Linked DNA regions of Homo sapiens: region 2 is linked to region 1. A link is a loop called in an ENCODE intact Hi-C map of the cell type or tissue named here. Cell type or tissue: pancreas. All regions are shown on one strand.

What was found. Peaks named below come from ENCODE experiments on the same cell type or tissue, not always from the same donor. Only the 100,000 strongest peaks of a DNase experiment are listed, where the experiment ranks them.
Region 2: a loop joins it to region 1, with 2.2 times the contacts of the local background. A loop is called at or near these places in 71 of 110 quality-filtered maps.

What each region holds. Positions count from the first base shown.
Region 1 is chr10:79,198,661-79,206,660 of GRCh38, forward strand. ZMIZ1 (zinc finger MIZ-type containing 1) reads left to right here. Exons shown (of 25, transcript NM_020338.4): 5 at 2,924-3,032. The coding sequence starts at 2,973. Among named protein-coding and RNA genes, the nearest start is that of ZMIZ1, 130 kb to the left of the region's middle. RefSeq lists enhancers at 2,323-2,823, 2,824-3,324, 7,640-7,689. In pancreas, no CTCF peak of the experiment used is centred here; a DNase peak (open chromatin) is centred at 4,051.
Region 2 is chr10:78,220,114-78,228,113 of GRCh38, forward strand. No RefSeq gene overlaps it. Among named protein-coding and RNA genes, the nearest start is that of LINC00856, 25 kb to the right of the region's middle. In pancreas, no CTCF peak of the experiment used is centred here; no DNase peak of the experiment used is centred here.

The DNA of each region.
Region 1 (8,000 bases):
TCTGAGCCTATGTTCTCTAGACTAATTCACACACGTGTGATGTGCCGATGTGAACGGTTATTCCTGCAGCACTGCAATGATAAAAATTTGGAGCCGGGCGCAGTCGCTCACGCCTGTAATCCCAGCACTTTGGGGGGCCGAGGTGGGCAGATTGCCTGAGGTCGGGAGTTCGAGACCAGCCTGGCCAGTATGGTGAAACCCCATCTCTATTAAAAATATAAAAATTAGCCAGGCGTGGTGGCAGGCGCCTGTAATCCCAGCTACTTGGGAAGCTAAGGCAGGAGAATCACTTGAACCTGGGAGGCGGAGGCTGCAGTGAGCCAAGATCACGCCATTGCACTCCGCCTGGGCAACAGAGCGAGACTCAGTCTCAAAAAAAAAAAAATTGGAAAAAGCTTCAGGGTCCCTCGTTTCAGGCTGGAGTGTGAGCCCCCAGAGCAGAGGGGCCTTGTCTGAGGGCTCAAGCCTTAGAACAGCACCTGGCAGGGGGCGATGGGCAGATGTTAGTTGGATAATGCTTCATCATACCTAGGAATACTGTGCGGCCATTAAAAAATGAAAAGGTGGCCAGGCGTGGTGGCTCACACCTGTAATCTCAGCACTTTGGGAGGCCGAGGCAGGGGAATCACGAGATCAGGAGATTGAGACCATCCTGGCTAACACAGTGAAACCCCGTCTCTGCTAAAAATACAAAAAATTAGCCAGGCATAGTGGCAGCACCTGTGGCCCCAGCTACTTGGGATGCTGAGGCTGGAGAATCGCTTGAACCTGGGAGGCAGAGGTTACAGTGAGCCAAGATTGCGCCACTGCACTCCAGCCTGGGCGACAAAGTGAAACTCCATCTCAAAAAAAAAAAGTTCTTTGTGTCTTGATGTGGAATAAACTTTGAGATGTATCATCAAGAGGGGGGAAAAGAAAGCAACATCCAAATAATGTGTATAGAATGTTATTATTTTATGTTTTTAAAAATGTGGCAAGAAATAGTGTGTGTAGATATTTGCTTCTAGATGAGACTCTCCAGAAGGGGGACTGATGGCACTGGTTCTCCTAGAAAGGGCACCAGGGGACTGGGGACGGGGTCTGGACCCAGGACTCGATATCTTTGTGGACTTTCTGATTTTTGAACCATGCAAATGAATTACCTGTTCAGACACACATGGAGCAATGAGAATTGCACCAAGAGCTACACATCCTTTAAAGCAATTGGAGGAGGAACAGGACTTTCTTCCAAAGGCTGGGGCCAGGCAATGGTGTTGGGTCCCTCAACAAGCGTGTGTAGAAGGCAGACAGGCAGACAGGCAGGCAGACACAACCTACACTTCCACCAGCTGCGAGGACTTGGCACATCTGGGGCCTCAGTTTCCTCATCTCTAAAATGGAGATGATCCTGGCCTTAGAGAGTGTGTGTGAAAAGGAAAGGAGAGAATGCAGGTGTCCAGCACGTGAAAAGTCCTGGCTGACATGGCCAGAGATGAGGGGTCTTTAGTGGGGAGTGCGACAGAGTAGCAGGGAAGGCTTAGGGCCCCAGGTCTCCTGTCCAGCACCCTGGGTGTGATCCAAGTGTCTGCAGCCTGAACTGTCCACTGGGGGCAGGAGGGCAAATCGAACTGGCAGCGGGCAGTCTTCTGCCTTGGCCCAAGGACCTGGACCCCTAACAGTGGGTGGACTAGGGCTGTACAGTCCTTCCTCTCTCTACCTAGATCCCCGCCTTTGCTGTGTGGCCTCCCTGGAGCGGCCTGGGGACTCCCAGGGCTTTTTCGAGCCGAAGGAGCTTCCTCCACTTAGCTCTGTCATCCAGAGGGAAGTCCCATTCATGCTAATGGCCCTGAGCACTCCCTTCTCCTGCACTTCAGGAAGGGTGAGCCTAGTGCCAAGCCATCCCTGCACCCGCACTGTCAGCCTTGCACAGTGGAAACCGCGGGCTGGCAGTCAGGAACCCTGGCTCCTGGTGTGGGCTCAGACACCACTTGATGTGCCACCCTGGCTTTTCCCTTTCTGTCTCTCAGCCTCAGTTTCTTTATCTAGAAAATGGGTGTGGTGCTCATTCTTATCCTCCTTTTCCAGGAGGGCAAAGTGAAAACAACAGAGTTGTGAGTGGTTTGTAAATTATGAACAACTCAAAGCCTGAGGGACTGGGGGAGGGCAGATGCCACCTGAGATCTCCACTCAGAGCACATGTGCATGTGCATGTGCACTGAGGGTCGTCATATGGGAAGGTCCCCCTGCATGCACATGTATGAACACACACACACATACACACGTACACACACACACGTGGGCCAAGCCCTGAACCAGGAATCCAAGGGGAATTGCCACCCCCTCCACCACCCAAAACACACATGCGCATACAGAAATGTGTGCACCTGGCTGGGCGTGGTGGCTCACACCTGTAATCCCAGCACTTTGGGAGCCTGAGGTGGGCGGATCACCTGAGGTCAGGAGTTCGAGACCAGCCTGGCCAACATGGTGAAACTCCGTCTCCACTAAAAATACAAAAATTAGCCGGGTGTGGTGGTAGACACCTGTATTCCCAGCTACTCAGGAGGCTGAGGCAGGAGAATCGCTTGAACCTGGGAGGCAGAGGTTGCAATGAGCCGAGATCGCGCCATTGCACTCCAGCCTAGGTGACAAGAGCAAAACTCCATCTCAAAAAAAAGAAAAGAGAAGAAATGTGTGCACCTGCATGTGCAGTTCCTTATCCCCTGGTGGGCATGCCTGCCCAGTGCTCACATGTGCCACACATGGAAAGCACCCAGAAGCATTTCCTGCCCTCAGCCCAGTGGGGTACCCCAGGTGCAGCCCCACAGGGCCCAGCAAAGGACTCTGGAACCTGCCAGTGTTGTGGCCAGAGGGCAGTTGGGAGGCTGCTCAAGGTTGGCAGGCCTGGCGTGATCCAGTGACAACCTCTCCTTTCTCTTCGCAGGCTGGACAACGTTCATGGCTCTCGGGTAGAACCTAGTGAAACGGCCAGAATGAATTCTATGGACAGGCACATCCAGCAGACCAATGACCGACTGCAGTGCATCAAGCAGGTGGGTGTGGGGCAAGGCACACTCCGAGGGCGGGGCAGATGGGGCGGGCTGCAGCAGCAGGGCATCTGGTGGGTTCTGGCTGGAGACGATGGCAGGGCCTCCTGACCACCTACCTATCGAGGCCGTTATTGGCATGCTGGCACTGACCAGCCTAATGCTGGAATCACATGCCTGGGTTTCAGTGCCAATGCTGCCCTGTCCCTTTCCACACCCTTCCCAGCTGTGTGACGTTGGGCCAGTGTTGTGGCCTCTCTGGGCTCTGTTTATGTGCAAGGATGTAGTGATGCACCTGGCACTTCCATCTCTCTCCCACCACCTCCCTCCCTAGAACTAAGCTCCCTGCCCCTTTGCTCCAGTCGTTCTCAAAAAAAAAAAAAAAAAAAAAAAGTCACAGGCTGGGTGTGGCAGCTTACGCCTGTAATCCCAGAACTTTGAGAGGCCAAGGTAGGAAGATTGTTCGAGCCCAGCCTGGGTAACATAGCAAGACCCTGTCTCAGAAAAAAAAAAAAAAAAAAAAAAAAAGAAAGAAAGAAAGAAGGAAGGAAGGAGGGAGAAAGAAAGAAAAGAAATTAAAGCTGAGAAAATTTAAAAATATTTACTAATTTATTTAAAAATAAGAACCCATTATAGGCTGGACCCAGTGATTCACACCTGTAATCTCAGCGCTTTGGGAGGCTAAGGGAGGAGGATCACTTGAAGCCAAGAATTTGAAACCAGCCTGGGCAACATAGTGAGACCCCATCTGTATTTTTTAAAAAAAGAAAAAAAAAGCCACAAGACAAGAGGTCCTAGGAAATCATATCATTTTACAGGAAAGGAAACAAGTACAGAGAGGGGAAGTGGGTAGCCTGAGTCCACTCAGCCCCTCTGGTGCTGGGAAGACCTAATTCCAGTGAGTGCCATGGTCCCCACCCTGCTGAAGCTCATACCAAGCCCAAGAGGCAAGCTGCCCAGGAGTTCCCCTATTTGGACTGCCGGGAGGTGGGGAACCTTTCACAGGGGCGCCCCCAAGCGGTGGCCAGGAGTGACGTGCCCACCTGCTGGGCCCAGCTCCCACTGCCCAGGCTGGCAGCTTCCCTGCACAGACCCACGAATGTTATTCACTCCAGGAAGGACCAGGTACAGTGAGAGGGGCATGGGCTTTGGTGTCAGACGCCTTGGACCCAAGTGCTCATTCCTTTATGGACCCATGGTGAGATCTCAAGCTAGTCCTCCATTTCTCTGAGCCTCAGCTTCCCCATTTGTCAAATGGGGCCTACCTCGTAGGATGCTGTGAGGATGTTGTGGGTGATGCACGTAGCCCAGCCCTGGTGTGTGGTGTCCATTGTCCTCAGTATGTCAGTGACAGGGAAGGGAGTGCTGGGGCTCAGGCCCCTGGCCTAGGCCAGCTTAGCAGGAAGCTCAGGCAACCAGCATGGGCTGCTGGCCCCTGGGCTTCCGCCAGGCAGAACTCACAGCCCCCTACCCACCCAGCCTTCCCTCCTTGAGGGCCAGGACCCAGACGGAGCCTCCCCAAGGTGCCTGCCCAGTGGAACTGAGGCTGTTCCTCGAGAACGAGGGTTGTGTGTCTTCTTATTAGCATCGAGCAGAGGAATCTTAAAGTCTATGCAGGGTATGTGGAGAGGAAATTGAAGAAGGCTTGTTACAGATTGAACCCAGCCCAAATGGCTCTCCCAAACGCCAATTACACGCCTCTGTTCACCGTGGCAGAATAGAAACCAGACGCCAAGACTCCCTCCTCCCCCACACTCCCTCCTCCCACTCAGGGTTCTGCAGGGCTCTTTCCTAGCTCTACCTTTCACTCCGTTTCTCCCACCCTTGGCTCAGCTGGCAGGGGCCCCGCCCTCCAATGGAATGCTCATGCCTCCTGTGCATGGGACCCTCTGCATGGCAGGCACACCACTCCTGCCGAGACCTGCTCTCAGCCTCTTTCCTCTTGGCACCTAGCTCCGTATCACCAGGGGTCAGGGTGCACCTGACTTCTTTGGCCCTCCCTGGGTCCATCTTGGGCAGAGGCCCACCAGAAGCCCCTCACAGCATGGCACACAGCTCAGTCACCATTCCGTCGCTTACAAACTATGCAGCCTTAAGTTGCCGCTTCACTTCCCTTCATCTATAAAATGGGCATCATAATTAATTCACATTCAACCAGCACATGCCAGAGCCCACACCACCCTCCCTCACCTGCCCCGGCACACACATGCGTGCACACACACAGAGGGCTCTGCTTTTGAGCCAGGCAGTGGCGCATTTGTGAGTGTGCCCAGATGCCCCCTGGGCCATCCAGAGCTCCCTACGTGCTCCATGCCCCTCCTCCCACATCTCCGGTCAGACACAGCTCAGTGCTGACATCTGTCTGCTCCACAGCTGCCCTAGAAGTCAGCCTCGGCTGGCTGGGGACTGTTGATTCTCAGGCATCCTGTAACCTAATCAGAAGAGAAAGGCAAGCATGTGTGCACGAGCTGAGATGACGAGCTGTGCAGACCTCAGGCTGGTAGGGGCTCACCTCTCCACACAGCCTTCCCTTCCTGCCCTCACCTTGGTTGTAGCCTTTGCTGGCGTTCACCAACCCCCACCCTCTGCACCCTGCTGCCCATGTCCCCTCACAGCCTCTATCTAAGCTGCCTTTGCCCCTTCTCAGCCTCTTGGTACTGGGAGAACCAGTGCTCCCTCTCTGCAACATGCCCTTCTCAGAGATCACTGCCACATCCCAGCTCTACATGGAGAGCCCTGCAAATCAGCTCATTCCTGCTCAGCAGCTGCCCTGAACCCCAGGGGCCCTTCTGAGCATCTGTACCCCATCCCTGAGCTTGAACACTTCCTGGGCACCCAGCTGTCTCACCTACTCTGCTCTGTCTCTCTGGAGCTATGGGCCCTGTAGGAATACATCAGGTCTCCCACCAGGTTGAGCTCCTTGGGGGCAAAGGACATGCCATATTCATCTCAAAATCACAGAGTCTAGCATAGCATCCAGCTCAGAGTGGGGCCCAGCTATTTTAGGTGGGCTGAGGAGAGGGGTGGACTGATAGATGGATACATAAGAGAATGGATGGATGGACATATGGGCAGATAGTTAGATGGGTGGGTGGGTGGACGTGTATAGATGATGAATGGATAAATAGATGAATGAACAGATAGGTGGGTGACTGGATAAATTAACTTCTGGATGAATGGGTAGATAGGTAGATGAATGAAGGGATGGATGAGTGGTGGATAAAGTGGTGAATGGATGAATGGGTGGGCTGGCAAGGAGACAGATGGATGAATTGATTCATTTAGGATGGATGGATGGATGGATGGATGGATACACGCATAGATGGATGAATGGATGAATCACTTGATTCACAGATGGACTGGTGGACAGATGGATTGATAAGATGAATTCATCATTTCAAGGCATTGGTGTGCCCTGTTCCTGCCCCAGCAGACTCAATGGCATTGGATATAGCCCAACTCTTCTGAGGAATTATAGAGATGGGCAGGCTTTCTGATGGGGGACAGAGTACTAGTGTCCAGTAACAGCCATAATTAGGGAGGCCTCTGCCTATGATTCAAACATGTGCTCCCATCCCCAGCCCATCAACGGCTGGCCAAGCTCACCCCTGCCCTGCCCTGGCCCCTCCCTCCACCTCCCACTGGGGCTCATTCTGCAGTGGCCATGTTGCTGGCCTACACAGCAGGCTCACCATCCTTTGGACAGTTAACTGCTCCCCAATCATTTCCCATGGGGTTCAGCCTTGTGCCAGCCTTTGGGGTTCCAGAGGTGAACAGGAGGCTGTTTCTCCCCTCAGGAGGCTCAAAAGAGAAACAGAGAACCGTGGAGGGGCCCTGGCATCAACAGCAGTAGCAGTCTTTCCCTGGGCTCCTGCTCTGTAATGAGTTCCTTGTCGTTTCTCAACTTTGCGGCAGCCCTGAATGCCATCACTACCCCGTTTCACAGATGAGGGTCTGATGTGCAGCAATGTCTCCTGGGCTGCATGGCTCAGCAGCTGAGACGGGGTTTGGACCATGTCTGTTCTGCTTATCTCACTAGATCACTTTGTCTCTCTGTGCACTTCAGTCACCTCTTGGTTGAAATAGGTGACAAGGGCACAGAGAGGGGAGGGGGCTTGACCAAGGCCAAAGAGCTGCACAGTAGCCATCATTGTATTCCCAGCACTTTGGGAGACGGTGGTAGGAGGACTGCTTGAGCTCAGGAGTTTAAGACCAGCCTGGGCAACATAGCAAGACGTCGTCTCTGTTAAAAATTAACAACAACAACAAAAAGTAGCCAGGCATGGTGGTGCACACCAGTAATCCAAGCTACTTGGGAAGCTGAAGTGGGAGGATCACTTGAGCCCAGGAGATTGAAGCTGCAGTGAGCTATGATCGCACCACTACCCCCCAGCCTGGGTGACAGAATGAGACCCTGTCCAAAAAAAAAAAAAAGCCAGCAAAGGGGACACTTGATGTTTTCTTCAGCAATGAGGTGTACCCACAGCCTACAGGCCACACAAGCTGTCTGGGGTGAGCTCTGAACGCTGGTGAGATACTGAAGGCTGGGCACTCGGGTGCCAGAACCAGACTGGGCCTCTGAGATGGACCTCAGAGGCTACCCCTGCACCCAGAGCCCCAAAGTGGGGTGCTGTGACCAGCTGGGGGCAGGCAGCTCTGAGGCAGCATGCAGTGGCTCCTGCCCCTGCTAATTTGGTGTGACATCACTGAAATAAACAGAACAACTCGGTTAGCAGGGGTGGCTGGTGGGCAGGAATCAGCTGATTTGCATGGCTTTCCACGTGCAGCCTAGATACCACCTGTGGCCTCTGAGGGGCATGCTTTAGAGAAAGGGCACAGGAGGCAGAGGTGAGGACCCGCCGCTGCCCTCTCAAAGGGCTTGTTTCTGTATGTTGAAATTACTCCTGTCTCACACAATTCAAATGCAGGGAGCACTGCCTTTGCAGAAGGAGCCAGGGCTGAGAGCGGCCACAT
Region 2 (8,000 bases), 980 kb before region 1:
AGTTCGAGAGTCAGCTCAGCTGCTCAGGCAGTTGTATGTTGTTGTGGGCCTCCATTTCCCCATCTGGGAAATGAGGAGCTGGTTGGGATGATTACCGTGGGCATGTCAGGACTGTGCCCCAGGTGGTGGATAACGCAGCTGGCCTCTCCCTGGATGTCTATTCAAGGACCATGCCTATGTGGGGTCTTGACTGGGTGCTGGGGAAGGAGGAGATGTAAGTCTTCAACCGAGAACCTGTTCTAAAGAGGCAGTTTTCCTTCCAGCACCAACAAAGACAGAGTGAAATGGGAGCTCAGTGGGGGAGGAATAATTGTGAATGCAGTCTCAGAAGGCTTCCTGGAGGAAGAAGGGATGAGTGGTGCCAGGGTAGATGGGGTAGAGTGTCTGAATGGGGCTCTGTGCAGCAAGAGCAGTGATGAGGATTGTGAATAAAGTGGGCTGCAGGGGTTGTGAGTCTGTGATAGAACAGTCTGGATTCCAGCATCTGCTGGCACTGGCCACTCTCCAGGGGACACGGATTCCCATAGAGCTCAGGACTGTTGGGGGCTGCCTGGATTCCCCTCTCCCCCCGCCCTGGCCTGCTGTGGGAGGGATAGAGCTAGTGTGCTCAAAAATGTTTAACGGTTCCCTGTAAACGTCCCCATCGTGACCGATTCCACAATACCAATGTGACATCACCAAATGCAGAGTTGGGAAGAGATGAGCACACTTGACTCTCAGGAGTGGGTGTGAGCTGCCTCCAGCACACCGCAGGTTGGAGTCCAGTGTAAACCCAAGGAGTCAGGTCAGAGACCCACATGGTGTCAAGACTCAGAAGATAAAGGATGGAGTAGCACACATGCCACCTCCACTCCTACTTGTGCCTATGGCAGACATCACTAATCAATTGTGTCTCTGCTAAGCTCAGAATTATTCTCATCTGAGTGCTCCAGGCAGTCGCTAGCAATTGATTACAGTTGGCATACAAAATGACAGTTCTTTGCCATTGCAGATCTAGGCTAACCTCCACATTGTACACATGGGGGAAACTGAGGACCAGATAGGGAAGGAGACTCTCTTGAGGTCATCCAAACAGTTTGGGAAAGCTGAGGCTGGAAGGCCAGTGGCTCACCTCACAAGCTGGCACTCCCCTGTCCTCCCACACTGTCTTTGCTGTTGACAGCAGCAGTAACAAGGGAAAGGAACCTTGTTCCTAAGAGAGGTGGCCTTGGGCCTGGGCTGAGCATCTTATCTTCCCTGAAGTTCCTACCTCGAAGACAGGGATGAGTGCTGTCCTAACCGCCAATTCTCATTACAAAGACGTGTCTGCAGCAAATGGCCATTTTCCCTTTGTGCCCTTCCTTGGGGCATGTGTGTGTGTGTGTGTGTGTGTTTGCGTGTGTGTATGCAGATTTACACAGCCCTGCCCACAAGAATGGACATGTTTTTAATTCCCATAAGCTAGAGACAAACTTGGGGACCTTCCCAGAGAGCAGTGGTCCCTCCTGAGCACCCCTGTTTGTCCCCAGGTTTATCATCAGAGCAGGCACTGGCTCGTGGTTTATCCTGCGATGGACTCTGGGCAAGTCTGCTCATGGCTGCGAAGCGTTGGGCCCACTCTGTTTCCGTCACCTTTATTCTTTTCTTTTTCACTTCGCCACACTCAGATATCATCTCTCTGGCCAGCCCTCCCTGATCCCTGACCCCAGCCCTCTCCTCTGCTTCGAGCTTCCCTCTGGCTTTGTGCCATCACCTGGGGTTGTGGGATGATATGCCTTCATGCCTGTCTCCCTCCTGGACTGGGCGTTCCCTGAAGGCAGGGCTGGGCTTCCTTTTAGCGGAGTCAGCCTGTGATCGTGGTTGAGTTTACCCCAGCAGCTCCCTTTGCCTCTCTCCAGAGTTGTCCTCTTACTGTGATTTGAATCCAGGATTCTTGGATCCGGAAAGAGACCTGGGGACCTTGTGGTCATTCTTGCATTGTTCCCTGGGTGTCCACCAGCTGGGGTTTTAGTTCTAAGCCACAGAAAAGGAGTGTGGCTGATGTAAGTAGACGGTTTAGTGAAAGGTTAGCGTGTACTCGCTGAATTGCTGGGAGCCCGAAGAACCAGGTTCAGGCAGGAGGCAGGGGGCCCGGATGGCAGGCAGGATCACAGCTGCAATTTTGCCACAAGGCTTTCTGGGAGGACACTGCCAGGCCGGGGCACTGGACAGTTTTGCAGCCTTGAGGCCATGTGGCCTTTGGAAACAGGATGTTTGTGCAGCTGCTGCAGCCATCACAAGAATGGAACCTCTTTTACCTGCATGTCCTCAACTCAGATTCAAAATTGCCAGGCAGCTGCCTCTGACCTGTGGAGCCAGGTCACCCGCCACACCATAGCTGCCAGGGGCTAGTGGGCAACTGAGGCTTAGCCCCGCCATGAGTCCCTGAGAGGATGCATGGGACACACCTCGCCATCGCCCCCACTGTGGGGTGAGGGAGCCCAGGCAGGCACTTACCAGTTCCTGTCTCTTGCTTGGTAAAGGCTGTTCCTGGGGTGTGTCAACTCCCTGGCACTCTGCCGTGCCATGCACACAGGGCAGAGGTGATGTATTCCTCCAAAGTCTCCCCAGGAACATGAGGGGTTTCAGGGGAGTGGAGGGACTGAGGATGGACCCTGAGGCTCTGCTGCCCCTACCCCCAGCTTCAGCTTGGGTTCTGCTATGTTCACTGTACTTCTACGTGGGGGTTTGTGGAGACCAATCTCATATTATACTAAACGTCGACACCCATTTGGTCCAACACTGAGGTGTTTGGAGGCCCTAATAGGGGTTCAAGGTCACAGTGAGTGAGCGAGTGGCTGTGGTGCATGAACCCAGGTCCCCTGATGCCCCACGCTGGCCCCTCTGGCAGCACCTCAGCCTCTTACACCAGAGCCCACACCCCTCATTGTCAGGAGGGCCTTCAGTGGCTGGGCTTATTTGGAAATGGGACTTGGAGCTGGATTGTCCCTGTGCAGGGTTCACACACCCACAGACAGTTAGCTCTGGGAGGGGTCTTAGAGACCCCTGGCCCTGTTCTTACTTATGCAGAGAGAAGGCAGAACCTCCTTGCCCAGCACCCCTCCGGGGACTTCTGGAAGATATTTGGCGAGGTGTTCACGGCTCACCTCCCTGCAGAGGAGAGATCATTATCAGTGCTGCCTGGCCGCCATCAGCACCACAAGGAAATAGGCACGTCTGGTCGTGGGAGTCACCTAACTCATGGCTGGTCATTGGAGGCTTATGGGCAGGGCTCCAGGAATGCCATCTTGCAGGGGAAGAGTGGGCAGGTAGCTGGTCATCTACCCCTGGGCTGAGGCAGGAGGCAGCCAGCTTCAGCTTACGGTGAGTGTTACCCTTCATGGCTGGGGCAAGGAGATGGAGTGGGTTTGGCTCATCTGTCTCTGCTTCCTCCATAGCACAAGGCTGGGCCAATGTGCTGTGTGTGGACACGTCCATGTGTGCAGGATGGAACGAGTTGCCCTCCCTATCATCTCGTGACCTTGCTCATGATACTTAGCTTCTCTGAACCTTGATTTCTTCATCTGTAAGATGATGGTGCCCTTATTGGATTGTTGTGAAGTTTAGGTGAGAAAGGCGTGAAAGTGCTTAGCCTGGAGGCTGGCACAGAGTAAAGTTCAATACACACTAGATAGTAATATTATGACCTCCTAATTTGTAAGCTAGGGAGGCAGTGCCTGCCTTGCAGGGTTGGCTGGAGGATTAAATGAGATGGTCTACATAAATGCTGAGCACAGGTTTTGGCTCATAGTACAGCTGGCTGGTCATGCATGTTAACATCACAAGGGGAAGGTTCTGCCAGTGGAGTGAGACATGGGCTCCTGGATGCCACTTTCTTGATGCACGCTTGAGACTTTTACAGACCCCTTTAATTTTAAATTCTGTTTTGTGGCTCATCTCAATAAGGTGTATCAATTAAGATACTTCCAGCTGCATGTAATGGAAAAACCGAGTTGGAATGACTTAAATAAAAAGGAGGTTTAATTTTGCACGTTACAAGAACAGTAGAGTGATAGTAGAGTTTAGTGATTAAGGCAGAGCTTAGAGCTCAAAGCCAGACTGCCTGAGGTGAAATCATTGCTAGCTGTATCACCTTGGGCCAGTTAATTAACCTCTCTGGGCCTCAGTTTTCACATCTATAAAAGGGACTAGCAATAGTACCTTGCTCACTTGGCTCTGGTGAGGATTAAATGGGTTGCCAAATGCAAAATGCTTAGAACAGTGCCTGGCGCAGGGGAAATGCTATGTTAGTGTTGGCTGTCTATTTATACCAGAGTTGGGATTGTTCCAAGGCTCATCAATTTTGGGGTTCAGTGATATAAACAAGGTATCGATTTTTTTTCCATTGTCTACTTTGCCACTGTCAATGTGTTGATTTTGTCCTCAGTTTTATGCCTTCCTCATTCAAGAAAATTGCAGCTGAACCAAGCATCACTGTCCAGAGCCAGAAGACAGAATATCTCTTCTTTTTGGGGAGAGAAAAACTTTCTCCAGTGGTGTTCTTGACACCTCATTGGCTGGAAAGGGGTCAAATGCCTAGGTTAACTACTTGGGGGAGAAGAGAATGGAATTACTGTGATTGCCCGAGTCTGGCCAAGCTTCATCCTCCTGAAACCACTCGTACTTGGACTAACTTGGAGGTCCGCAGTGAGGAAGAGGGGGTGGGATGGTGAATCACCTAGTAATGTCTGACTCAGGGTAACGGGGTGTGGGGACACAGCCACATAGCAAAGAATCTGCTATCATACCAGGCTCTGCTCTGCAGGGCCTGATACAAGTTTTTGGCTAGTCCTGAAAGCCTCTCTGGTCTGGTGCTGGCTGCCATCTAGTCTGCGAAAGGTGGCTCAGATGGAGGCCTGGGTAAGAGCGTCCAGGAGCTGAACTAAGTCCTTATCTGTGGTGGTGCACATAAATAACAACTTCTATTTATTCAAACTGACTTTCTCCCACTATGATCTAGGAGGCAGATATTATTTTTATATTCATTTGAAGACGAGAGAGCTGAGGCAGGGGGAGAGTAAGTGATGTGCTTTGGCATATACTATTGGTGCCCCACCCACAACCCTTTGGTCCTTCTTGGAGGTCACCTGTAGCCATGGTGGACAGTGGCTGACTTGCTTGTGTGCAAGGTGGCCTGGGCGTGCCGGGAAGTTAATGCCCAGAGTGACAACCCTCAGGAAGTGGGGGAGGGGAGTTGATGGATAAACACCCCAGCTTCCTCACCATTAGGGGACAATTCCTAGCTGTGTTCGGCAGTCTCTTGAGGTGTGTGTGGCAGTAACCTGCTCACAAGTGCATATTAGTGTGGCTTTTCTGTCTTCCTTGTCTGATTTTCATTTGTTCTCATCTGGACTTCCCGGGATCACTTCACCCAAATCCTGGGCTCAGGGGCTGCTTCTGGTATAACCCAAACTAAGGCCCTTGTCCAAGATTGCAGGGTTAGCAAGAGATGGCGCAGGGATACACACCAGGCCAGCCAAACTTGAGCCTGAGCTCATGACCAACAAGCCACTCCTCTTGTCGTTGGAAGAACTGTGAAAGAAACAGGAGAGCCCCAACCTCAAACCCCAAACCCCACTCGACTTCAGCCAGACCAGTGCTCATGGTGGTAGCGAGCTGCCTGTACAGTAACCAAGCCCAGTGTTTCCTGCGGCGAGGGCCTGCTGGGCTCTGACAGCCAGTGGTAGTGGCTCATAAACTGCCTGATGGGATGGGACCAGTGACCCATGAACTGAATCTGAGGAACAATTCGGCCTTCCCCAGCCGGCTGCAAAGGAGCGATTATGGACCATCCAGGAAATAATACATTTCATGGAAAAGACCGTAATTACGGAGTATTGAGTAAATAATATGTGCTTTTTAAAAGTCTGCAATTATGTATTTATCCTATCTGTAATTAGGGAATTTTTAAAGGGCGCATTATAGGTAATTTAAAAATAAAATAATGACACCACTCAAAACAAACAGCCCCAAACAAAGACAATTCAGGCCACCCCAAACTTGGTTCAGTGGTGATTTCAGGGGTAACCGCTGTCCTGGGCTTCTGGGGAAATCAGATGGTCCATGATTGTCCTGGGTGGGTGAGGTCAGCTTGACCCCAATCTTGGCTTGATGTCTAGAAGTTCCTCAGTGCTAACATTCTATCTTTGACTAGCCTCAATCCTCAGAAATCTCTTCCTCTGGTGACAGCCAAGTGACTACTGCGTGTTGGCAGCATTTCTCACTCTTATTCTTCTAGAAACTTTAAGGCTGCCCTGTCTGATGCAGTAGCCATGAGACACATGTGGCTATTTAAATTTAAATGAATAAAAACTTAAAAAATTTAAACACTCAGTTCTTTAGTTGCACTAGATGCATTTCAGGTACTCAGTAGCCACACATGTGTCAGACAGTACAGGCATGGGATATTTCCATCACTGCAGAAAGTTCCAGTGGACGGTGTTGCTTTAGAATCTACAGCTCACGTATGTAGTAGATTGCTTACGTGGTGTAGACCTGGTCTTGAACAAATGCAGTGAAAGAAAGCTTGCTCTTTTTTCTGAAGTTTCTTCCCCACTGGAGAGACCCAACGTTACTTCTCCCTTCTTTTACACGTACTGTTTTATATTGACTTCCCTTAACGAGCGGGGAGGCTTGTCTCATTCATCTTCATGACACCCCATCCCAAGCCAGGATCTAGAATATGTATGTTGGTAGAGAAGCACTGGCTCAAAACTTTTGTGAACATTTTTCTCCATTCCTCATCTTGTTGTTTTGCAGCTCAATGTCCACCTCTGTCTTATCGCTCTTAGGCACATCAATGACAAACTCTTGGCCAAGGTCGTACTGGCATGCTGGAGGTGATGCAGGTGATGATGGTGACAGTTATGATGGCAGTGGTGGTGGAATTGGAGGTCATGATGGGCAGGGTGGTGCTAGAAATGTTAGGGTGGTGGTAGAGGTAGTGGTGAAGGTGATGTTGGTGATGGCGTTAACAAAGGTTGGGCCATGATTGTATCGACATGGTGGAAATAGCTGAGGTGTTGACAATGGAGGTGATGAGGGTGGTGGTAATGGAACTGAGACCTTCTATGTGTGAGACCCAGTGGACACTGGGGTGGAAAGCCAATGCTTGTGGAATGAGGGGATGGATGGGTAGGGCCTGTCCTGAGTCTCTGGCTGGCCAGCTGTGAGTCGCAGCCCCAAGCCATTCCTTCTGAGCTTCAGGCTCCTTTTCTGTAAAATTCATGAGCGGACATTTAATTTTTTAATTAAAAACTCTGATTTTTTTTAATAGTGGATATATTTACATATTTGAAAATAAAAATAAAATGAGAGGATTGTCGAGTGAAATGCTCCTTCTGCCCCATCTGTCCATTCCCTCCCTCTTAGCTAGACACTGCTATCAATTTCCTACATCCTGAAGAGTTTCTTTTGAATGTGTTTACTTTAAAGCAAACACATATGTTCGTTTCCTTCCTTTTGCACCAGTGGTAGCATAGTGAACACACTGCTTTGTGCTTTGCTTTTTAAGTGGTGTTTTAAGCTATAAGATACAAGATACCTGTGTGACATCTGAGATAGTCTCTCTTTTTGAAAGATATACACCCCAAATTCATAAGGTCTTTGAGAACAGTGACTGTGCTCCCTTCTTCTTAGCTGACCTCAGGCCATGCCCATGGCTGGGAATGGCACGGTGGAGCACAGACTTCTGGAGTCAGTAGAGTCACATTCTTGGTAAGCTTGGAGACCTCTGCTTTCATAGCTGCAAAATGGGGACAATAATAGTCCCTGCCTCAAAGAGTTGTGGTTGAGATGAGTTGATTGGAGTGCTGAGTCTGCAGCCCTCTGCTTAGTGTCTGGCACAGAGTAGGTGCTCAATAAATGGTAGAAATGGTGACTCCCTGAGGTGAGTGCCATCAGTGTGTCTGTGAAGGGGTGGGCTGCGGGGCTGGCTCAGAGGACCTGACATCTCCCCTTTAGCTGGTGGGGCTGGCAGGATG